Linked DNA regions of Homo sapiens: region 1 is linked to region 2. Evidence: read pairs that join two places in POLR2A ChIA-PET (ENCODE). Cell type or tissue: PC-3. All regions are shown on one strand. Each heading gives the region's core, and the rest is flanking DNA. Links, peaks and the distances in the headings are about the cores only. Region 1 overlaps NT5DC4 (5'-nucleotidase domain containing 4). Region 2 holds the start of LOC124906068 (a long non-coding RNA gene).

Region 1 (12,721 bases), core at 2,175-10,174, 170 kb after region 2:
GAATTTAAATTCATCTTCTCTAGCTGTACCAGTAAAAATCATCCAGGACATATAGGAAAAAGAAGAAAAGAATCATCCCCTGAAATGCTTCTCACTTCTTGGTTTCCATGACCTGGCCCTTTCAGCCATTGTCATCAGCTGACTTATTTGTATTATTACAAGTAAATGCACTACTCAATACTGAACAAAGGTTGTTTCCACCAAAACAGCCTAGACTGGAGTGTCCCACTTCCTTGGAATCCTAGATGGCAGAAGACAAACAGCTCTTTGCTGGAAGAGACTGAGGCAGAAAGGAGAAATGCCTTAAGTTACATGTTTAATCATAATAAACCCACCAACATACTCATCTAAATTTGTGTTACGCTTTAAAAATAGCTATCTCAGGAATCTCTTCAATTGGATGACCATCACTGTCAGTGGTCATAACCTTTAGAAGACTCTTCTATGAGACATATATTGTGCCAAACACGAGTGACATTATAATTGCTTACGATACTTGTTATATGAATGGAAAGAAAAAACAAGCTATCTTTAGAAAATAAATTGGATTCTTCTTGTTATCTTAAAAGGTGACAAATCTTTTTCCTTTAATAGTAGATTTAGGCTGCATACGGTAGCTCACGCCTGTAATCCCGGCACTTTGGGAGGCCAAGGCAGGTGGATCACCTGAGGTCAGGAGTTTGAGACCAGCCTGACCAACGTGGTGAAACCCTGTCTTGTCTTTAAAAAAAAAAAAAAAAAAAAAAAAAAACAGAAAAGAAAAATTAGCCAGTTGTGGTGGTGCGTGCTTGTAATCCCAGATACTCAGGAGGCTGAGGCAGGAGAATCGTTTGAACCCAGAAAGTGGAATTTGGAGTGAATGAAGATCACGCCACTGCACTCCAGCCTGGACAACAAGAGCGAAACTCCATCTCAAAAAAAAAGAGTAGATTTAACTGGGGAACAATCAAGTCATGTAGCTAAGTAACCCACTACATGTGGTAAGAAGGACATAAAATAGATAATAGTAGATTCTTTGAGAATGAGGCTACAATTCAGTTATTTGGTTAAAACATGGTAGTGTTTTAAAAGGAATAAAAAGAGAAGACAGGAATCCATGCCTTTGTTGCACCCTATTGACCTCACTTAGGGTGTCAGCCTCTAGCCACAGTGTGCCTGGCACAGTCTGATTTCCTTCCTTTCATTTTGGTGATTGTGTTTGGGCTACCATGAAAACTATTAATGCAAGACAGTTTTTGCCCACTGTCCAAGGCAGTAACCATGTGGTCATCCTGGGGAGGAATGGGATTGGGAGGTTGTGTGAGTTAACCTTAGTGAGTCAAGAAAATTGATCCAAGGTGTGGTGTAAGGGTAGAAGGCCAGTGATTAGTCCCTAAGAGAGCTCTCTTGAGAGTGAATAGGAGACTGGAGATATGTTCAGAGTCTTGAAAGGGTGTCAAGAATCTACGTACAGCAGTCTCGGGGGCTGGCTACGAGGGTAGCCTGATGTAGCAAGACACTGCTACAGAGCTTAACGTGAAAAAACAAGTTATAAGTCACACTTCAAATCAATCACTATTCAGTATGTGGAGCCCATGAAGATCACTGGGAAATCATTGTATGTATGTATTTTTCATGTTATTGACTTCTAGTTGAAGTATTAAATTGGTAAATCTTACTTTCCTTCATGATCTTACATACACAGGGATTACTTCTGACTCTTTAGTTGCTGAAACTAGTATAACATCAGTGGAAGAGCTGGCCAAGAAGATGGAATCTGTGAAGTCTTGTCTTTCTCCAAAAGAGAGGGAACAAGTCACGGCGACACCCCGAATAGCCAAGGCAGAACAGCATAATTATCCTGGTATCAAATTACAGATTGGTCCAATCCCTAGGTAAGCAAACTCTAAAGCAGACTTTGTGTTCACAGACTTAATTCTAGTCCAAGTCTCGATTTTTCCTTCACAGATCTAGAGTAACTGAGACCTGACCTGCAGTGAGGAAGGTGCTGCCAGAGTCAGGAGGGGTATTAGAATGCATTCACCCCCGTCCTATGGTCTCGCCTACCTTTTCACTCTCATTTGTCCTGCACTTGCAGATCCTATCTGCCTTTCCTGCAAGTCCTGACACAGCTGGGTATGGTTGGGGTGATAAGATGGGGCACAAAGTCCCAAGCGGGAGCAAACTCTGTAGCTGTGGGAGAAAAGGGACAGTGAATACCCCTCTAAGAACGGAGAGCAGTGGAGTATGTACTAGTCAGAGACTGCTCATAAAGTCAGAAACGTTTTATTTTTTAACAAATATAAATTTAAGGCAGAATCCATAGTAATTTAAGGAGCTATGTCAGGGCGTCAGTGTCATTTTCTAAAATGTGAGTGTAGCACCACTCTTCTCTGATCATGATCTGGAAAGAATTCCAAACAAGGGCACCAAGACAACAGTTCTTTGTTTTAGTTACCTGGAAAGCACAGCCGAATCTCTTCCAATCCTAAACTCTCTGACACACACCATTTTCCCACTACAGTCAGCTCATAAGAGGATGAAAACAGTTCAGTTCATAAGTGGATGAACTACAGTCAGCTCATAAGTAGATGAAAACAGTTAATCCAAAAACTACCTCTTAATGGCTCTAGAATTCACAAAACCACTAATTACATTAGCCTAAGGAAAACTAGCAGGCAAGTCTGCCAAGATTGCACCATTGCACTCCAGCCTGGGCAACAAGAGTGAAACTCCATCTCAAAAAAAAAATGAAAAGGCTGGGCACATGGTGGCTCATGCCTGTAATCCTGTCACTTTGGTAGGCCGAGGCAGGAGGATTACTTGAGCCTAGGAGTTCAAGAGTGGCCTGGGCAGCATAGGGAGACCCCAACTCTATGAAAAATAAAAAATTAGCCAGGCATGCTGGCATACGTTTGTGCTCCCACCAGCTTGAAAGGCTGAGGTGGACAGATGCCTTGATCCTAGGAGGTTGAGGCTGTAGTGAGCTGTGATTGCACCACTGGACTCTAGCCTGGGCAACAGAGTGAGACCCTGTCTTTAAAAAGAAAAAGCTAGAAAGAATCTTGGAATTCATTAATTCAACCAAATTTGGTATTAGGCCCCATTTCCTTAAAACTTGTCATCTGTTTTGAAAGTTTATAGAATAAATGAACACCAACTGCCAAATATTTGACTTCAAATAAAAACCACACTTCATACTTCATTCAATAAATCCTTATGCTTACACCATCCAAGAACAGATGGACACCACCCAGTACATTCTGGAAATCAGGGAAAAGCCTTTTTTTTGAGACTGGGGTCTTGCCATGTTGCCCAGACTGGAGTACAATGGCATAATCATAGCTCACTGCAGCCTTGACCTTCTGGGCTCAAGCAGTCCTCCCACTTCACCCTCCTGAGTAGCTGGGATTACAGGTGTGTGCCACCATGCCCAGCTAATTTTTATATTTTTTGGTAAAGATAGTGTGTTGCTATGTTGCCCAGGCTGGTCTCGAACTCCTAGAAAAAGCCATCTGAAGATGAAAGCTGCTCTAGACATATCTCTTGTATCACCCTATGTTAAAATGTCTTCCCTGTTTTATTATTGAATAAGAAACAAAAAATAATAAAGATAATTTTTTTAAATGATAAGGTTTTTAATGCATCTCTTGCTGTCTCTCAGAATAAATGGGATGCCGGAAGTGCAAGACATGAAATTTATCACTCCTGTACGGCGTTCGTCGAGGATTGAGCGAGCAGTGTCCCGCTACCCAGAAATGCTGCAGGAACACGATTTAGTAGTGGCTTCTCTTGATGAACTGTTAGAAGTGGAAGAAACAAAATGTTTTATATTCCGTAGAAATGAGGCGCTGCCTGTAACATTGGGGTTTCAAACCCCTGAATCATAATTTCTTGATGCTTTTTTTAAAAAAGGTGTTTCAGAACCAACATAAGACAAGAAATATTCTTGTCCAAGTGACCTGGAAAAAAAGAGAGGCATCATGGATGCAGATTATGGACGCTCAGGACTTAAGTAATTCACTGGGCTTACTCTCAAATTTTCTCTCCCCATGGGAAAATCTTTGCTTTATGTGTTTAAGACCAGTTTGCCAGTTTTACAGTATACATAAATTTCAAACTTTTGAATATTTACCCTACAACTATGATAAATATTTATACTTTATTGATCTACTTTAATCCCAACATAGTTTTTTATATCAGAAGGTTGGTCCCACAATATAATGGGACTTTTCTTTCTGCATCCACCTTAGCAGAGGGCAAGTTCTTTCATCGTGGAAGATCTGAACTTTGACGCTAGCTTGACAGGCTGAATGGACCTTGACAGATGGCCAAGTCAAAACCCCTCATTTTACAGATGAGTTTATGCTAGCTGTGCCTTTGCTCAGAGATCATAAATTTATGTGTGATCTTTGACTTTCATCACAGTATCCTTGTAAATGAGAGAGAATTCTTGTTTTTTCTATGCCAGGTCTCCTCAGATGAAACACAATCCTGAATTGGCATGGTCGTCTAGCTTTTATATTCAAACCTAGTTTTGCATTTGTTACTCAGAAACACTTCAAGTAACAAAAGGGGGGCAGGGGAGAGGGGTGGGGAGTGGACACTTGCTTCTTCAGTTCTTTGCTCAGCTAGGGTATAGCTGGCCTGAGAAGGCAGTGCAAGCCCCAGAGACTGTTGTAGGTTGCTTTTTCTTCCTCCTGGGCAACTATTTGTGGAAAGGTTTTACCTTAGTCATTATGTAAATATAATTGTGTAGAAAAACCTAGTCAACACATTTTAAATTTTAGCTTTCTTAATATTTAAGTATTATCTTAAAACAACATTAAATTTCTATTAGTTCCTGCTTGTTTATCTTATTTATTATAGAAAACCATGATAATGGCTTTGCATAGAGAATTAGGAGTTTGTCTAAGGATATACCAGTTGGCTGTCCTAAGAAACAAGGAGCATTCATTACCAAGGAGAATGGACTTTGATCAAAGGTCTATCAGCCTCATCCAGGAACTAGATTTTTTTAAGGGAAGCAGATCTATTTCTGAAAGTCAGATTTATAATAAAGCTCAAAAAACTGAGCTATAAACCTGTAATACCAGCAGACTTTCAATAAGAGACTCTTACAACTCAATTGTGGAAAAACTAATAATTAAAAATGGGCAAAGGACCTGAGCAGACATTTCTCCAAAGAAGACATAAGAAATGGCCAGTAGGTATAGATATGAAAAGGTGTTCAGCATCATTAATCATAAGAATAATGTAAATTAAAACCACTGTGAGCTATCACCTCACATCTATAAGAATGGCTATTAACAAGACATGAGATAAATGTTGATGAGATTGTGGAGAAAAGAGAACCCTAGTACACTGTTTGTGGGCGTGTAGACTGGGGCAGCCGTTATGGAAAACGGTATGGAGGCTCCTAAAGAAATTAAAAATAGAACTGTTATCTGACCCTCTTCTGAGTAAGTATGTACCCAAAGAAGATGAAATCACCAGCTGGGCGCAGTGACTCACACCTGTAATCCCAGCACTTTGGAGTGGGTGAATCACCTGAGGTCAGGAGTTCAAGACCAGCTTGACCAACATGGTGAAACCCCGTCTCTACTAAAAATACAAAAAGTAGGCGGGCATGGTGACGGGCACCTGTAATCCCAGCTACTTGGGAGGCTGAGGCAGAAGAATCACTTGAACTCGGGAGGTGGAGGTTGCAGTGAGCCAAAATTGCGTCACTGCACTCCAGCCTGGGTTACAGAGCAAGACTCCATCTCAAAAAAAAAAAAGATGAAATCATCACCTCATAAAGATATCTGCACTCACATGTTTGTGGCAGTGTTATTCTCAATAGCCAAGATGTGGAAACAACCTAAATGCCCATCAATGGACAAATAAAGAAAATACGGCATATGCATGCCGTGGAATAGTATTCATCCTTGGAAAAGAGGGAGTTCTTGCCATTTGCCACAACATAGATGGACCTGGAGAACATTATGCTAAGTGAAATAAGCCAGACCCAAGGAAAAATACTGCATGATCTCACATATGGAATATTTAATTTTTTAAGAAAGAGCTCAAGTACACAGAGAAAGTGCTTACCACAGATTGGGGAAGAGGAAATGGGGAGATGCAGGCCAAGGATACAAAATAGCAGATAAAATGAACAAGTCTAGAGATAGGGCTAAAGTTAATACAATTGTATTAGGGATTTTTGTTAAATAAGTAGATTTTAGCTGCTATTATCACAAAAAAACTGAGATGATAATGTTAATCTGCTTCACTATAGCAGCCATTTTATTATCTATATGTATCCCATAACATCATGTTGTAAATCTTAAATATACCTAATAAAATAAAATTGTCACCAAAATGCAAGAATTAGAGTTAACTTTACCTGTGAAGCCAAGTAATGCTCAGAGGGCTGCTTAGAGATCACAAAATCTGAACATAGGACGTAGAGGCATCAAATATTCAAAATCACCAGGCTTAGAGAGTCTGAAGTGAGTCCTGTGTTAGGAATATTCTTGCCTTGAACCTCAGACACTGTCCTAAGCCCGTCGACCAGGTTCTCATGATCGATCCTGCAGTGCCATCCATTGCTTGTGCACTTACTTTTTTTCTGGCTTCTAGAGTGGTCCATCTTTGCTACCTAAATCCCTCCCCTGACCCCAGGCCTAGGAGTCAGTTGTCTCTTTATGGTGGTTTTATGTCTTTCCTCAAAACCATTGTCTTGACATTACAGCTTAGTTCCCAAAAGAGCAGTTTTATTTTCTTTATTGCTAGTTCCTTGCAGGATGTCTCACAGTATTACCCTGGGTACCAACAATAACAGTGTAGGTTGAACTATTGGTGTCTAATAATTATAAGTTTCAAAATGGCACATTGGAGGTTTCGATCAGCCTCGTCAGACTATAGAGTCTTGCAGACACAAAAGGTTGTGGAAATGATTGTGGATGGTACTGCAGCTGCAGAAAACTGCACCCTAATTCTGGGACTCTTTGTAGATACTCAGTAACCCTCTTGTTTAGTAAATAGCTGCTCCTAGACATAGGGAGCAGGAAGGAGGGAGAGTGGGAAGGAAAGAAGGTGGGCCCTTAATGATTTGGGAAGGAGATTCATAGGGAATTGTAGTGGAAATATGGGCCTTTGCAAAAATAAGTCTAATGTTGTTCGGGGATGGCTTTTTAGAGGAGGTGAGTGTAAAGCAAGTTTTAAAGAAAGAAAAAAAGGGGGGGGAGGATTATATATAGCATCTCTGTGCAGAATGACCATGAACCAGAAGACAGAGGAGAGGCATGATGGTTCACATTTGTTAGTGCTCACTATGCCAGGCACTCGGCTGAGTCTTTTACATACTATAAAATACTGTTCCTGAGGCTGGGCATGGTGGCTCATGCCTGTAATCCCAGCACTTTGGGAAGTCGAGGCGGGTGGATCATTTGATGTCGGGAGTTTGAGACCAGCCTGGCCAACATGGCAAAACCCTGTCTCTACTAAAAATACAGGCGTTATCCAGGCGTGGGGGTACGCACCTGTAATCCCAGCTACTCAGGAGGCTGAGGCAGGAGAACTGCTTGAACCTGGGAGGCAGAGGTTGCAGTGAGCCAAGATCATGCCACTGCATCCCAGCCTGGGTGACAGAGCAAGACTCAGTCTCAAAAAAAAAAAAAAAAAAAAAAATGTTCTTGCCTCCCTGGCATGTACTCCCTTTTCCAATAAAAGCACCCCAGACTGGGTGCGGTGGCTCACGCCTATAATCCCAGCACTTTGGGAGGCCGAGGTGAGCAGATCACTTGAGGCCAAGAGTTCAAGACCAGCCTGGCCAACGTAGTGAAACCCTGTCTCTACTAAAAATACAAAAATTAGCCAGATGTGGTAGAGTGTGCCTGTAGTCCCAGCTACTTGGGAGGCTGAGGCAGGAGGATCACTTGAACCCGGGAAACAAAGGGTGCAGTGAACTGAGATCACACCACTGCATTCCAGCCTAGGCGACGGAGCAAGACTCTGTCTCACAAAAAAAGCACCCCAATTTCCCTACTACCACCCATTTCCTGCTGACAATCTACATGGTTAAGAAGAATGGACTCAACCCCAGTATGCGCATGTGACCCAGTCCTGGCAAAGCCAAACTTGGCATCTCCCTGGCCAGTGGCATTGATTGGAGGATGGGATAGTGTCACAACCAGTGAGGCATCATTTCCCAGACTTTCATTAGAAAGATGCTTCCTGGTAGAGTTGCTGAAAAGATAAAGATAGAAATCTGGAGTTTGGGAACAGCCATCTTATAACCTCATGGACAAAACCTGCCAGAGAATAGTACCAACATGGAATAAACTTGAGAGTTGGAGAGAGCAAGCTATGTCCAATGACATTGATTTGACTCCCTGGTTAATGCTATGCCTGGAGCTGGGCTAACCCTGGACTTTTTAGTTATATGAACCAATAAATTCTGTTTTTTCTCAAACCAGTTTCATTAGGTTTCCTTCAGTTGCTAAAGAAAAAATCCTGACTAATGTACACACACACACACACACACACACACACACACATATATATAATAGCATAGAAAACACTTATTTAGTGCTTACTCTGGCCAAGCTCCATGTCCGTTATCTCACTATATCCTTATAATAGCTTTATGACATGGTTATGGAAATAGAGTAGTTAATAAATGTCAGTCCTGCAATTTCAAAGTCAGGGCTGTCTGGCTCCAGGTTCAGAACTTTTAACTCCTATCTCTATTTAAAGTAAGGAAATGAGGACTAAGGTGATGATAAGGAAACACATCTGAGCAAGATAAATTATTGAACTGTTCCCAGTTTACCAAGCAGGAATCACTGTGACAGCCAAAGTACTGTCATTTATTCTACAAATAAATGATCACATTTTTACCACTAGTTCACTACCACAGAGATGCTGCTTCTGTTCTCTTCATTTCCTGACTGCTCAAGACGATGCCAGAATGAGGATGTCAGTTCAGCTGCTGTCACTAGTCCCAAATGGAAATGCATCTCTCTCACATCAGCCATCCAAGTGACAGCCCAATGCTAATCTACTGCCAAGCCCAGCCTATGTCTGTCTTGTGACTCCACCATCCCTTGGAGGCAGCCTCGTCCATGTGGCCAAAGAAGGCTCCCACCCAACTTCACTCTCCAGCCAGCTGGAAGGGGGAAGAGAGGAACGGGAAGGTATGCCCCTCCTGAGGTCACGGATTGGAAGTTGGACCATTACTTCTGTCCAGAATTTAGGGGCCAGAACTTGGTCCCATGTCCCCCCCTCCCACCCCATCTAAAGAAGCAGGGAAATGTGTATCAGATGGCCACATGCCCAGCTAAAAATTCTTCCAGAAATGGGAGATGAATGTCAGTGTCTGCACACAGTCTTGGAAGCAATGGTGTGCTTCTGTCCCTAAGGTATAGATAAAACAGGAGTGTAGAGGTGACATTAAGTTTAAAAAAAAAAAAAAACTACCCAAATAGAAGTATCTGTCCTACCTCCTACCCATGAGGTAGGACAGATACAGAATTAGGAGTTTGTCTAAGGATATGAGTTTTCTCATGAATGTGTCTGGGTAGGAGGTAGCATTCTAATCCAAAGCCCTATATCCTTTCTCCACTTTCTTTTTTCTCATATTCTTTGTCCTGCCCTTTCCCTGCAGTTCTACAAGAGTAATAATAAACTGGGTGACATGTGTCTTTCAATAAAATACACAGGTACGTAGATGCCAGAGACACAACGGTGAGCCAAAAGGACATTACCTTTTGGAGCTGAGAGTCTAGTGAGGACACGTGTTAATCTAGGAACCACAAATGCAAGACTCCAAGTCCTGAGAAATAGAGGCCTATGAGCGAGGGACTAAAGAGAAACTGGTCTAGTCAGGGATCTTCGCTGAGGGGAGAGCGGAGGTAACAGGGAGAAGAGGCAGGGAATGGGCCAGACATAGGAAAAGCACAAGAAAGGCCCTTTGGCCACCTCTCTCCTTTCCCTCGCTAGGATCCCCTAAAGCATTTCTGCCAGATTGTTTATCCCTCAGTCCTTTTCTGTATCCTCTCTACCCTGGGTAGGAATTCTGAGATTTGACTTTTGTAGTGTTAGCTACCACACTATATTTCAGGACCTTTCCGGAAAAGTATGGGCTCTAGGGTCTGAGCAGTTTTTCTGATAAATACTATCCTTTAGCTCTTGACTAAGAATCAAGCGTTTAAAGACACAGGCCAGTGAGACCTGGGATTTACTGGAGAACCTGCCCCTGTAAAGACACAGGCCAGTGAGACCTGGGATTTACTGGAGAACCTGCCCCTGTAAAGACACAGGCCAGTGAGACCTGGGATTTACTGGAGAACCTGCCCCTGTAAAGACACAGGCCAGTGAGACCTGGGATTTACTGGAGAACCTGCCCCTGCAGGCTCTGGGACCTGAAAGTCAAACCAGGGAAAGGAAGAAAAGGCCTTGGCAGTGTCAAACCTGGAAGCTTCTGAAATGCAAAGAAGATGTTTTAAAAAAAAAAATGCCAGGCTCGGTGGCTCTCGCCTGTAATCCCTACACGTTAAGAGGCCGAGGCAGGCGGATCACTTGAGGTCAGGAATTTGAGACCAGCCTGGCCAACATGGTGAAACCCTGTCTCTACTAAAAATACAAAAATTAGCCAGGTGTGGTGGAGTATGCCTGTAATCCCAACTACTCGGAGGTTGAGGCAGAAGAATTGCTTGAACCCAGGAGGTGGAGCCGAGATCGTGCCACTGCACTGCAGCCTGGGTGACAGAATGAGACTCTGTCTCAAAAAAAAAAAAAAAAAAAAAAAGTAAACTCTCTGATTCCATGGCCCGTTGTCCCTTATTTATCCTCAGGTATCTAAGTGTTGCCATTGTTTATCCACAGAAAATGAAGCTAATGAAGTGTGTCCTCAGACCTGTTCCTTCAAGGGTTTACTTTGTCATTTCAAACATGCAGATTCAACCTAGGTCTCCACAGAATGCCAGATGATACCACTAACAGACAAAAAGTAAACTGTAGGAGTAAACTGAAATCAGTGACATCAGAGCAATGATGCTTCAGCACTTTAATACCACAGAGAAGCTTCTAACACATTCGAGAGTCAAGTTTTAAAATCATGAGTATGACTTTTTATGTGTTTTAATGTGTATACACAAACTCAAAGACATTTGGGCTATCTCATTTAACATCTTTCGTAGTGACCCAGAATGAAAGAGCAGTTAGTGAGGCAATATATAGCCAATCAGGTTTTACTGTTCTTACTAGTAACAGAATCAGAAGTGCACAGAAATAACTATTTTTTAAAAGAAATGTTTAGAAATAAAATTGGATATGAGACATCATGCGTTCAAGAGAAGTAGGTAAAATAATTTCACTTGTGCACACGTTTCCAAACGTCTCAAAGACCATTGAGGATGCCTTCTAGGTTAAGAGCAATACTGCCTCCTCCCTAAAAGAAGTGTTTGCAGGCTCCAAATCTGCTGCATTTAGGAGATTTCAATACAGTTGCTTTTTCCTTTTTCCATACTTGTGTTATCTGAAAAATATCTCAAGTAGAAGATGGCCCGTGATGCCAGCCCATGTCCAGGATTCCGTCAGCCTCGATGTAACTTTCCTGATCCTCGTTTCTCTCTTTGCCCTAACCCTTATAAGAAACACAGAAAGTGACTATGGATATTTTCTTCCCAAGCTCACACAGTGACGCCCAACCAGGGGTAGATAATGTGTCAAAATGCCCTAGGCTGGATCCTGATGGGGTGAGGATATAGAGGGATCAAACCACAGGCTTCCCCAGCAAGCCTCTGTTACTGACAGGAGTGTGTCCATCTCTCTGCTGGGCTAGGATAGAAAAACAGTTGCCAACCACTGATTAAAGCCTGTGAATGCACTTGAATTTTGAGCTTCTCCTAGGCAGGAATGAAGTAACTTACACTTTATTTTCTAAACTGCCCGGCACACAGGAGGTGCTCAGTAAATACTGGTTGAAAGAACAAACACTGTGCCTGGTACAACCCAGCTAAAGGGGACCTATGGGATACACATCTTTTAAAGTGAGCCCCCAGAAAGCCAAGGGAGAAAGAGGAACATTTATGCAGGGTTTTGGGGGTGCAGAACCCAACGAGGAATCCAGGCATCCACTCCTGTCTCAGCTCAGACGCGGGTCAAGCCTCACAAAGTGTCAAAGGGATCTGAAGCTAGAGCCACTAGTCATTAATGTTAACAAAGCCTGTCTGGGGAGGAAGCCTCAATGTGGAAGAGGGCACATCCTGCAACTTCCCCTGGAGGGAATAATGTGTATGGATTGGCCAACAGCAGTCCGTAGGGGTGCAGGGCCCAACAGTGCACAAAGCACTGCTGAGCAGAACCTGTCGCCCTTTTGGATCCAACTGTCGCTTTTTTTTTTTTTTTTTTTTTGAGACAGTCTTTCCCTGTTGCCCAGGTTGGAGTGCAGTGGTGCAATCTCAGCTCACCGCAACCTCCGCCTCCTGGGTTCAAGTGATTCTCCTGCCTCAGCCTCCCGGGTAGCTGGGACTAGAGGCTTCCACCACCATGCCCAGCTAATTTTTGTATTTTTAATAGAGACGGGTTTTCACCATGTTGGCCAGGCTGGTCTCGACCTCCTGCCCTCAGGTGATCCACTTGCCTCAGCCTCCCAAAGTGCTGGGATTACAGGTGTGAAACACCACACCTGGCTCCAATATCCCATTTTAAAAACAAATATTTAGCTTCTACTTTTCCATCCTGAATTGAAATT
Region 2 (12,721 bases), core at 3,189-11,188:
TGCCCCTCCCCGGGCTCATCTTTCCCAGAGTTATCTCCTAATGGGATTTGCTTCCACAAAGGAAAGACTTCAGCCCCATCCAGCACCCTTAGGTGTCCCCATTCTACAATTCTCCCACCCTGTAAGAGGACCCAATGGCTCCATCCCCCATCCCCACCCTCGCACCTCAGCCACCCCCATCACCTCACCCCGAGGCCTTACTTGTGTGAACAAAATTCATGGTGGGGAGGCTTGGGCCTGGTTCCAGGGGGCTTCCAGCCGGGTCTGCAGTCAGACGCAGTGAGGTTAGCATATGCAATTCGGATTTTCCAAGGATTTAGGGGTATCAAAGACCATTTAATTCCCTCTTCTGTGTATGTGCTGAGAAATACTAGAGCAGCATGATAGTAATGACATTAAATCATAGCTTCCCTCTTCAGAAACATAGAATAGAGATGAACTGGATCACGGGTTTGGCCTCTGGCATGTCACAGGCCTCTCCCGTCACACCTCAGTAGACAATCATTTGGGTCAAAAGCCTCCTCCTATTGTCCCCCATGGGCAACACCCAAATGTGTTCCTCATGGAATACTCAGATGCCCTGTGCCTGGGTCATTTGTTCAGCCCAGCCTTAGAGAGCTGCTTCTCATCGGAGGCTTCTCTTCCACTTGGGAATGTTGGGAGGGAAGAGGTGCATTTTGAAGCATATGCAACCATCCAGTTGGCAAACAGGATGCTAAAGCCCCAAATCTGTAGGTGAGGACGATCCTTTTATCTACTACCTGATGTGCCTGGACACTGAAGCAAAGCTTCCTTTTCCCTTCCAGAATTTCTCTTGTCTAGTTATTTGTCCAGGGAAATTTGAAAGCTCACTTACTGTGCAAGTCAGCAGGAAACAACTGGGTCTGTGCACAGCACCTAGCAAAGTTCTGCTCTAGGAATTACACTTTGGCCCTGAGGTAGATTTCTACAAGAACCTTACCTTCTAAGCAGCACTGGGGTTCATCTTTTTCCCAGTCCTCAGAGCCCATTTTCACTCCTGAGTTCTCCCCCACAAAGGACATTTTCAACGTTGAGTTTATTACTCAACAGAAAATGGAATGAAGTCCAAGACCTAAGGAGATAGAAAGGGGACCAGTTATGGCATCTTCTCACCCCAGGACACCTTGCTGCATGTCTCTAGTGCTGAACAGACCACTGGCCTTGCTCTGTAGTTTGAAATGCTCGCTGCAACCAGAAAGGCACCAAGGGGCCAGACCATGCTCTCCTGTCTATCACGCCTTCAAAGCAGAATTTCCCAAACCTTGAGTCACAGTGCTAACACACGGGGTGCAATAGCATTTTTGTGGATCTTGGCATTTTACAAAAATAAAATAAAAAAGTTAAAAGTGCATTGCTCTAGTCTTGGGGCTGGCACACTATGGCCTTTGGCCAAATCCGGTCCCTGACTGTTTTTTTAAATAAAGTTTTATTGAAACACAGCCATGCTCTTGTTTACATATTGTCTCTGGCTGCTTCGAGGCTACAATAGCATGGTTAACTAGTTGAGAGATCATCTGGCAAGCAAAGCCTAAAATACTTACCATCTGACACCTTCTATAGAAGTTTGCTGAGTCTCTGCAGTAGCCTAATCTTTGCCTAACAAAAAGCAGTTGCTCTGCAACCTCTTTTCATGAAAACCTAAGCCACCAAATGTCCCAGGAGGCTCAATCCCTAATATCTTAGGGTAGGATTGACTCACGTGACTTGCTTCATTGGGAGGGGTTGGAGGAGATATATTTATATATATAAATTCTGCACACCCTATCTCAGTTGACCGAGAGCTTTCAACATCAGCCCAGGCCAACATAGGACAGAAGTGGAGCAAAAATTGGTATTCCCATCTTACCGATAAAAAATCAAAAGTTAAGTGATTTGTTCAGAATCATATCACTTCTAAGATTGCAGAGATAGGCAGTTTGTGTACAAATCCAATCCTTTGAGAAAGGTTTAGGAGTGAGACAAAGGGAACTAAATTGTTCATGCAAAAAATAAAAATGACAAGGAAGGGCTTCAGGACTCAACAATAAGGACGGTGAGCAGGAGCAGGTGGGTAGAGCTGATGGGTCTTTAGGAACAGGGATATCTGCTATTTGATTTTAACCTGTTTGTGGTTTGGCAGTATCCCTGAATACATGAAGCACAACTGCCTTTGTCATGTTGGGGTAAATCAAAGGACACAAAAAATTGGAGGCGCTTGACAGAGAATTTGGCAGCCAGAACATCAGAGCAAGAGATGTCTGGCAGAAACGTAGGTATCCAAAGACATATAAAGATACTGTGGTGCTGCTGAAGGACAGAAGGATGCTCACAGGCTGGAGGACCTGGGGCCATCCCTCGGGGGTACTCATGAAATCTGCTGCCTGTATTAAGATAAATGCAGGGAGCTTTCACAGAATTCCCTAAAGAAGCAGTGCATCTGGCCATCTGAAGTCCATCTCTTTGCACTCAAAATCTGTTCCCAAGGACCAATATTTTCTAGACTCTAAAGTCAGTCTTCTGAGCCTTCAGAGAAGGGACTAGCATTTCCAGGGTTGGTGGATTTCCTAAGCTAGTGTCTGCCTGGCCCTCCAGCAATGCCCTACTTGTTAGTGGAAGCCCTCCTGGGAGAGAGCAGGCTGCTACTGGGGCTGAGAGCAAGGTGTTCTGGGCAGGTCTCAGAGATCATATTTAGAAATTCAGATGTGCTTCCAGTGGGGATAAAAAGCAAGGGTCTAGATGGCCAGATGCTACTCTACTTCCCCATCCATCCTGTTGGCCTTGAAAGCCAGTGCAGGAGGACCACCTACCTGGGCCAGGGATCCTCGTGGTCTGTGGCTCTGTCTTGGACTCCTGGAGCTCTGTTTGCCTTCAGTTCTCAGGATCCTTTACTTGAAGGAGCTAGGTCTGGTACTCATTTGTAATCAACAGTTTGTGAGTGGTTATGCAAATACAACACAAGTATTCCTTTGGCCAATAATAAATAGCATCCTCAGTTATCAGTGATCACTCATTTCCTGCTATTTTCCATGCCAACGGTATAAACAAATTCCTGTGGGGGTAGTGCCACTCTGCTAAGGACTGTGCCACACCTATTCAACACATTTCAAGGTACTTGTGATAGATCAGGTGGCTTCCAGTCCAGTCCAATAATACAGGTATAGAAAACAGAGGAGAGTGAAGGAAAGAGGGGACACAGGGTTTAGATCAGCCAATGAGCCTGGGAGGTTCAAGGAAGCCCTTGTTCTCATGATGGTTCTTTGCCCCAATTCCAGAGTTCATGCAAGTGGAGTCCCCATGTCCCAGAGAAAAATGTCCTCTTTTCATGTTCCCTTCCAGGTACACTCCGGGATGCACTATACCTCTTCTATGTCCCCTCTTCTTCAAAGGTGACATGCAAAAGGACCTTCCTTGATCAAGCCCTCCAAGGACTAGCTTCCTTCTACAGCCCATTAGCTATTTATCTGCACTTCCTTGCATTTTTCCATCACATTTGCCCTTGTCAGTTACTGTGTATGGCTATGTTTTACAACACCACACACAGCTGCTCAGTATGAGGGGAAATCCACATAACCAATTAAGGTAATAGCTTCTGGACCACCACCAGCAGCATGTCAATAACACAGGAACAACAGGCCAGCACAATAGTCAACCACTGTGCTCTCACTGTGCCAGGTCTGGGCTCAGCCCATTTATTTATTTTTCTCCAACCAAATCCTTTGATGACCCTGGGGGTAAATACCATCCTTCCTGTTTTACAGACAAAAGGTGGTGCAGTTTAGAGAGGATGGACAATTTACCCAAGATCACATCCTTAATTACTGGAAGAACTATAACCCAGGCCTTTCTGAGCATGCTGCAGCCTCATCTCTTAAACTTCACCGAAGACTGTGGTCTCATCCTCTAGCCTTTCTTCACATACGCATTTATATAACATACAAATATAGGAGTGTGTCTGACAAATTATTTTGTAAGATACATTTCCTACTTAATGTATCTTGCCTTTTCTACTCAATATGATATCTCAAACATCGTTCCATTTCATCAATACTTTTCTACAATAGTGTATCTAATTACTGCAAGGTATTCCATTATTTGTCTAAAGACCTGGAAAAATGTTATTCCCTTGATGGCTAGAATACAAATCCCTGATTTCTGTTAAATTCCATAAGGAGACACATATCTTTAGAGAACTTCTTGATAAACCTCTTGGGATGGGATGAGATTGTGAAGGAAAAGAGGAAGTAAAAATTTTAAAAAGTCAAAACAAACACTAACTTATCTTCTAAGAAGGTGGTTGGGGTAACTGTAGGCACTTCTGTGGTGCTCACTTCTGGAATGAATGAGGATGTGAGTGTGGGGGCAGCAGGCCATTGCTCTCAGGACAGGGAAGATGGAGATGCAGGGAGGGTGCCATGTTGAGGCAGTTGCAATAGAGACTTGTAGAGATTCAACCAAGTGGTTCCGGAAAGGAAGGGAAATGAGAGAGAAGAGTTTGTCTTTAATAGGGGGTGCTACCTAGTGTAGTATGGAGTATTCATAAACTCTTGCCTTTATTGCCCCATGTAAAACCTCAATAAGTTCGATTATCTGTACCAATACTGATATACAAGGGACACTGTTTATAGGAGGTTGAAGCTCGAGAGAATAAGGGGCAGCTAACTTGTATGTCACATATGGACAGATCATAGTCTAACTAATCCTCAATTTTGAACATCTGAGTTATTTTCACTTTTACATTATTATATGTATGAGATATATATATATATACACACACATATGCATACATAATTCTGTGCTTAATATGCTTGTCCAAATCTTTGCATATATCATTGATTACTCCACTAGGATAAATTCCTACATGTGTAAATGCTAGACCAAAGGACATACATATTTTATTTTATATACTTTTAAAAATTTTCTATCTTACAACGATTTTTAAGGACTCCAATTTATTGAAAAACAAATTCACTTTTCTAACTACTCACTGCAGAGGCAATCACCATGCAGACTTTTGACAGGTAGCTGAGTTCCTGTGTGTATGTTTCTGTGGTATGTGTATATTTGGGGAGATGCATGTATACTTTGTGTATGTATGTTTTGTACAACATATGTATTTTCATGCCATTATGGAGTTGAAAGGTGAGGCCAGGTGGACTTCCTGGGTCCAGTGGGGACTTGGGGAACTTTTCTGTCTTACAAGAGGATTGTAAAACACACCAATCAGGAACTTTTCTGTCTTACAAGGGGATTGTAAAACGCACCAATCAGCACTCTGTAAAATGCACCAATCAGCAGGATTCTAAAAGTAGCCAATCACAGGGAGGATTGAAAAAAGGGCACTCTGATAGGATGGAAACAGAACATGGGAGGGGCCAAAAGGAAGTAAAAGCTGGCCACCCCAACCAGCAACCCTGCTGGGGTCCCCTTCTGGGTTGTGGAAGCTTTGTCCTTTTGCTCTTCACAGTAAACGTTGCTACTGCTCACTCTTTGGATCCATGCCATCTTTAAGAGCTGTAACACTCACTGCGAAGGTCCACGGCTTCATTCTTGAAGTCAGCGAGACCACAAACCCACCAGTAGGATCTATCTCTGGACACAGGTTTGTGGGCATGTTTGGTGTGTGTTGTGTGTATATATTTTGTGTGTGTGTTGTGTGTTGTTATGTGTTGGGGGTATGTATGTTTTTATGATTTTGTGTGTGTGTTATGTGTGTGTTGGGCGGGGAGAAAAGCCTTTGGTTCCTTTGTGTCCACAGCACGGGACAGGGCTCAGCATAACTAGCGATTTGCAGTTGATTTATTTACATGAAACGTATCCCCTTTTGCACTTTAGGCCAAAAAAAAAAAAAAGTGCAGTAGAGCGATGCTCCTCCATTTGAACCAGCCTCCTGCATTCAAGGTGGGAGATGTGCTGAGAGACATCCAGGAGTTGTTTTATGAGGATTACCAGATGACTCTGGAATTCCAGTCATTCCCAAGGATACTCTTTTGATATTTCTGAACAGATTAGACCCCACTGAGAGATTCCACCTTTAAAGAAATTCAATGAGATCACATGGACACAGGAAGGGGAACATCACATTCTGGGGACTGTTGTGGGGTGGGGGGAGGGGGGAGGGATAGCACTGGGAGATATACCTAATGCTAGATGACGAGTTAGTGGGTGCAGCGCACCAGCATGGCGCATGTATGCGTATGTAACTAACCTGCACAATGTGCACATGTACCCTAAAACTTAAAGCATAATTTAAAAAATTAAAAAAAAATTAAAAATAAATAAATAAATAAAAATAAAAATAAAATAAAAAAATTTAAAAAATTAAAAAAATATAAAAAATAAAGAAATGCAAGTGGCCTCTTCGCAGCAAAGCCAGGTAAGCTGACACGAGGAGACAGACAGCACGTGCTGCCAGGCATTCCCTTCATCAGACACCAGCTCCTGCCCAGCGTGGGAAGCCAGGGTCCTGGTCACTGTGCGGGGCCGAGGCTGCTGCTCCTTGAGTGACACAGCAAAGGGCATGTGTCCCCAGGTCACTGGCCATCCTCTCTGATACCAGACTTTTTGGCATTTGGGACCCTCACCTGAAGCTTCTGGCAGATCTGGGGGGTGGGCCTTGTTCCCCCATCCACAAGTTATTTCAAGAATTTACATCCATTTTTTGTTGTTATTTGGGCCGTAGGATGTGAGTTTTAACAGAGACAAGGGAAAGCTCTCAAGAGAATGATCCAGATTCCTGGGAATCCTATAAGCCCTCCTCCACCTGACTAGGACTGCATTTTTAAAGCCTTCATTTGTGCAAAGGCCTTTGTGCTGACATAGTAATACCCCATTCCAGGAACTTGGGCCATGGCCTCCTGTCTCGGCAGCATTTCTGGGTTAAGGGGCAGCCAGTGATTGTCCTCAATGCTTGAGGCACTACAGGGTGGGAGGTGGAGGATCACAGGTGAGTCAAACAGGAAGCCTGCTCCTGGGGAGCTTACAGTGATGTAGGGTGGTGAGACAAGGACACCAATACCTGTGTGCAGGTACCACTAACAAGTACAAAGCACTGCAGCAGCAGGGAGGAAACCTCCCTGTGCAGAGGGGGCTGAGGAGGGCTGCAGGGAGATGACAGGAAAGCCGGTGTTAAAGTAGGAGTACTTCCCACTCTCTGGGCATGAGGAGACCAGGAGGACATTCCACAGTGAGAAACCCAGGCAGAGGCCGTGTGCTTATGGCATTGGGGGGGAGAATGACACCTTAGAATTATTCTCTACATTGGAATTGTCTATTACAGATACCCATATTGTAGCTTCACATAGTGTGGTGGTTAACTGTGTTATCATATTGTCTTATTTGCTATTTTCCAGCCACCCGCCCATCCCTGATAGTCACTGGCCCAGCACAGGGCCTTCCACCTTCCATCAAACAAATGCCTGAGCTTCTCACCGAGGGGTAAATCACCTGCCAGTAGGGAAGGATCCCTGTTATAACCCCTCTCCAGGCAGGCTTGGTCCAAATGAACTCCTAGGAGCCCACGCCCTGGGAAATCCCCTGGCCACTGTTGTGGCTGGTCCTGCCAGCTAGAAGAGGTTCCTCCAGGGCCAGATGCAAGCTCTGTGGCTGTTCCAAGGAGGCTCTGCAGCACTAGCTCAGCCTTGTACCATGCTGGGCTCCTGGGGATTTCTGCCTCCATTTCTTCCTTCTTCACTCCTCCATTATTGCACCCTTGACTCAGCCCATGCAGGAATCCATCCCATCCTAAGTATTTCTGATGATATGATGCCCCCAGTCAGAAGGTGCAGGAAAGATGTTTAATAATAACAATAATAATAAACAATTTGTTATTTTCTCAATGGTCAGGCATCTTGCTAAATGCTGTTCATTGAATAACTTTTTTAATTCTCAAAAACCCCTATTAGGTGGGCCCTATTACAATCCTCACATCATGCATGAGAAGTCTGAGGTTTGGAAGGATTTTAAAAGTTGCTCTACATCCCACACTAATAAGTGAGAGAGCTCAGATTTGTACCCATATCTGTCTAATTCCAGAGCCCAAGTTCTGATGCTATCAGCAGTCTCTACTGTGGCAAAGATGAAGGACAAATCCAACACTTTCTAGGGCTAAAGGTGAGTGGCTCAGGAAATAGTTTTTCTAGTGTTCCAGCTGAATGTCTCTCACTCACATTCAACCCAGAGTGGAAGGGTGTTTCCCTGGGAATCTGGTAAAACTGCTCAGTCTTCATGCAAAGGGAGGAGAAAATTGTCCTTTTTTGCTTCCCACATTGTTTCCTTGGCCCAAAAGCTAGGAAGCCCTGTGATTGGCACGTACTGGGGAGAGGATCTTCATACATGTGGCTCTGCCCCTTCCCCTCTGATTGTGGGGCTGGGCATCCTGCCACTTCTCTCCTCCTGGAAGTACATGGCACCAACCCAGATTCTGTTCTCTGGAGGTCTCCACACAAGTGTGGGCCAGTAATTCTCAGAATGACCCTATGCTGTGAGACTGAAACTCCCTCTTGGACAGCTAATCCCACAACCTGGCCTCAGTGGAGTGAGTAATAGGGAACCCACCTGAGCATAGATCCATGACATATTCTATAGTCCAATATTCAAAGAATTGGAGCACTATTTGATAAGCACGAATTTGATTCCTGCCTCCTGCCTCCTGCAGCCTGCATTATCATAAAATGCTGTCATTTCTTATTATTTGTCCCAGCATGTATAGCAGCAGGGATAGAAAGGCTAATTCTCTGCTTTAGGACTAGCCATGCTCAAGGGGTTGGACGGTGCTGGGGAAACTGATGCAGCTGCAGATCCTCAATGGAAACAAACATTCAGTCTGATGCCCAGAGCAGGGTACGAGGGAGTATGGCAATGCGTTGTCTTGATAAGTATTCAGTTGGGGAAAATGGGAGGGGTCCCACACGGGTATGAGCAAATCCCATTAGGTGGAGGAGGGAGGAGCGCAATGAGGAATCTGGGTCAGGTGGTAGGCACTGGATGCTCCAGATAAGTGTACAGTCAGTATCTTCAAGGCCCATGAACAAGGACCAGCGGCCCAGTCACAGGAATGAGGTTTGGAAGATTAGCAACTTTTAAGGGGCCAAGATATTAGACAGTAAGCAGGACAGAGCCCAGAACAAGAAACAGTAGGAAAGTGGAAGAAATTATGTGATTTCATGTTTACTGTAAGAAGCTTCTGGAAGTCAGTAAAGACATGGTTGCAATCCCCATCATTAGTGCTCTTATTAATATCTTCTGAATGTCAGTCCACTCGTTTCAAGATTGCATTTTCCAACAATGTCTGTACCTAAATGTTTGGCATGTTTTCTGCAGTTGTTAGGTTTGGTATTCTGTATATATTCCTGAGGATCCTATTGATTAAAATGTATTGGTCCTATTGATTAAATGCTTGCTCTCCTTACTGCTCTCTTTCTATTTTTTTGATCATCTTAGTCTATCAATAATATAAGAGGTACATTAAGATCTCCCATGTAATATAGATTTATTATTTTGATCTCAATTTTGGCATTATATATTTTTGAAGCCATGTTATTAGTGAGCTCTATAATAATCCTCACTTCATGGATGAAAAATCTGAGGTTTGGAAGATTTAGAAATTAGCTGTATGTCTTACACTAATAAGTGAGAAAGCTCAAATTTGCACCCAAGGCCGGGAGCAGTGGCTCACGCCTGTAATCCCAGCACTTTGGGAGGCCGAGGCAGGCGGATCACGAGGTCAGGAGATCGAGACCACCCTGGCTAACACAGTGAAACCCCGTCTCTACTAAAAATACAAAAAAAAATTAACCGGGCATGGTGGCAGGCACCTGTAGTCCCAGCTACTCAGGAGGCTGAGGCGGGAGAATGGCGTGAACCCGGAAGGCGGAGCTTTCAGTGAGCCGAGATCGCGCCACTGCACTCCAGCCTGGGGGACAGAGCGCAAGACTTCGTCTCAAAAAAAAAAAAAAAAAAAAAAATTTGCACCCAAATCTGACTAATTCCAGAGCCAATTCCAATTTAGAATCGTTATATCTCCCTGGTGAACTGAAGCTTTTATCTTTAAGGAGACACACTCTTTATGTCTACCAATGCTTATTGCCTTAAAGTCCACTTTGTCAGATACAGCTGCTTTCTTTTAATTAGTTTTTGTGTGGTATATCTCTTTCCATCCTTTTTCTTTCAGCCTTCTCCATTCTTACATTTTAGATATATTTCTTTTTTCTTTTTTTTTTGAGAGAGAGTCTCACTCTCTCGCCCAGGCTGGAGTAGTGCAATGGCGCGATCTTAGCTCACTGCAACCTCCACCTCCTGGGTTCAAGCAATTCTCCTGCCTCAGCCTCCCAAGTAGCTGGGATTACAGGAGCCCACCACCAAGCCCAGCTAATTTGTTGTATTTTTAGAAGAGATGAGGTTTCGCCATGTTGGCCAGGCTGGTCTCGAACTCCTGACCTCAGGTCATCCACCCACCTCGGCCTCCCAAAGTGTTGGTATTACAGGCGCGAGCCACCATGCCCAGCTGATTTTAGCTGTATCTCAAAAACAGCATGGGTTCTGTTTGCTTTCCTTATTCAGCTTTATAATGTAAATCATTTACATCAAACATCTAATACACCATGGACTGTAAAACACAGCCATATTTTATGTATGAATTAAAAAAAAAAACACCACCAATTAGTTCCTGAGACACACACCTTAACAATATCTCTGTGATGTGCATAAATCAATCACATCAGTTTCTCTGCACCTCAAAATTTCTTTCCTCAATTCTCAGAGATATGGCAATTTCTCTGGTTTTACATTCCCAGAAGCAAAGAAAAAGTACACAGCTTCTTCAAGTCATGAGTAGCTTCTTTTTTATAGCTCTTGGTGTTTGCAAAAAAGATTGGAATTGCTTCACTAATACTAAATTTTCATTCTGCTGCTCTGTTTCTATGACAAGTCAGAGGGCATCTTTTTGAAGACATTCTAAACAGCAATTAAACTCAAAACATGTAATGACAATGACACACAAAACTCAACTGATGACCAAATGAAGAGTTCCAGCCAAGTTGACACAAGCTGGCTGACAGAGCTTGTAATACACACAGCTTGGCATATGCCTCGCCATTTCAGAGATGTAAAAATAGGAATAAATGTTTTCCCTTAAATCAATGAAATAGAGCATTTGGACTGAAAATCTACGACAGTTATAGTGTTTTCTATTCATTATTCTCATTCTGTTTCTTCTCCCCCTTGCTTTCTTTTAGTTTGAATATTTTCTATCATTTCATTTTTCTTCCTACTAGTTTGAAACTTATGCATTTATTTTCTATTTTTTAGCACTTACCTAAAATTACTCTGTAATCCATGGATCCTTAATTTATTTAAAAAACTAATGTTAATGAGTAGCTTTATTTTCCTCCCATCTAATTTAAGGCCCACAGAACACCTTCACTTACCTCAATCCTCTCCCAACTTACATGCTTTTAATGTCATATATGTTAATACCGTATACTTTTAAAACTTTCTAAAATAGCATTATTTTATAGCATGAGTGTTCATTTACATTTTTGCATATATTTAGAATTTTCTTTGCTCTTCGTTTCTTCTTCTATTTATGACTCCCCTCTGGGATCATTTTCCTTCTACTTGAAGTACATAGTTTAGAACTGCACTATTCAATACAGTAGCCACTAGCCATGTGTAGCTATTGAAGTTTAAACTAAGTAAAATTGAGTAATATTAAAAACTCAGTTCCTTCATCTCACTAGCCACATTTCAAGTGCTCAGCAGCCACATGTGACTAATGACTACTGTACAGCAAACATATAGAACATTTCCATCATGGCAAAGAGCTCTATTGATAGTGTTCATCCAGAGTTTCTGTTCCAGGACCAAACTGAGGGTTGGGCTGCTATTTCTCATGGCCCAATAACAAGATGCAGATGAGCTGGGGAGGAAGAGAGTTTTTATTTCTGCAACCAGTTACAGGGAGAAGGCCTGGAAATCATCACCAGGCCAACTCAAAATTATGACATTTTCCAGAGCTTATATACCTTCTAAGCTATATGTCTACGTGTAAGTGTGCATTCACCTGAAGACGTAAGTGATTAACTTCTTTTAATCTGTAACTAAGGTCTGAGTCCGGAAGATCTTCCCCTGGAGCCTCAGTAAATTTACTTAATCTAAATGGGTCCAGGTGCTGGGGTAATTACCCTTATCTTGTCCCCTGCTAAATCATGGAGGTTTGGGGAGTTCCTTTAGAGCACCAATAAACTTGTTTGTGGAGGCCTGGGGAGTTTCTTCAGACCCACAATAAAACTTGTTTAATCCTAAATGGGTCCTGTTAAGAATTCCTTCTTTATTTTGTCATATTTTAAGGCCCAGAAAAGGCCTGGGCAAAACTCTTGATGGGCTTTTGTTACATTCCAGCCTTTGTATAAGAACACTGGTTTTTAATATTTAACTTAACCATTTAGTCAGTACTGAAACAGTTGTTATAGAGATCTGCATTAGTGAGACCTGGCCTGCCACATTTCCTTTTCTGAAGATCTTATGGTAGTGATCACCTTTGTGAAAGGAAAATAAATCTTGGGACCTCAAAATCACTAAGCCAAAGAAAAAAGTCAAGCTGGGAAGAATCTGACACTTAAATCCAACACTGCTAACTCATTCATCTCACTCATTCATTCATTTTATTTTCTTTTTTCTTTCTTTTTTTTTTTTTTTTTTTGAGACGAAGTCTTGCTCTGTCACC

The links. Peaks named below come from ENCODE experiments on the same cell type or tissue, not always from the same donor. Only the 100,000 strongest peaks of a DNase experiment are listed, where the experiment ranks them.
Region 1: POLR2A ChIA-PET joins it to region 2 with 7 read pairs; 2 of 35 experiments call an interaction of 5 or more read pairs at or near these places.

Annotation. Positions count from the first base shown.
Region 1 is chr2:112,729,971-112,742,691 of GRCh38, reverse strand. NT5DC4 (5'-nucleotidase domain containing 4) reads right to left here. Exons shown (of 17, transcript NM_001393655.1): 17 at 3,597-3,779. The coding sequence ends at 3,756. It overlaps CKAP2L (cytoskeleton associated protein 2 like), which reads left to right. Exons shown (of 9, transcript NM_152515.5): 8 at 1,685-1,874; 9 at 3,644-6,343. The coding sequence ends at 3,869. Among named protein-coding and RNA genes, the nearest start is that of NT5DC4, 15 kb to the right of the region's middle. In PC-3, for the core only: no CTCF peak of the experiment used is centred there; a DNase peak (open chromatin) is centred at 5,481; H3K4me3 peaks cover 386 bases; H3K27ac peaks cover 2,006 bases.
Region 2 is chr2:112,901,335-112,914,055 of GRCh38, reverse strand. It overlaps LOC124906068 (a long non-coding RNA gene), which reads left to right and starts at 5,510. Exons shown (of 3, transcript XR_007087196.1): 1 at 5,510-5,599; 2 at 8,032-8,109. It overlaps IL37 (interleukin 37), which reads right to left and starts at 2,891. Exons shown (of 6, transcript NM_014439.4): 1 at 2,808-2,891; 2 at 962-1,093; 3 at 202-264. The coding sequence starts at 1,043. In PC-3, for the core only: no CTCF peak of the experiment used is centred there; no DNase peak of the experiment used is centred there.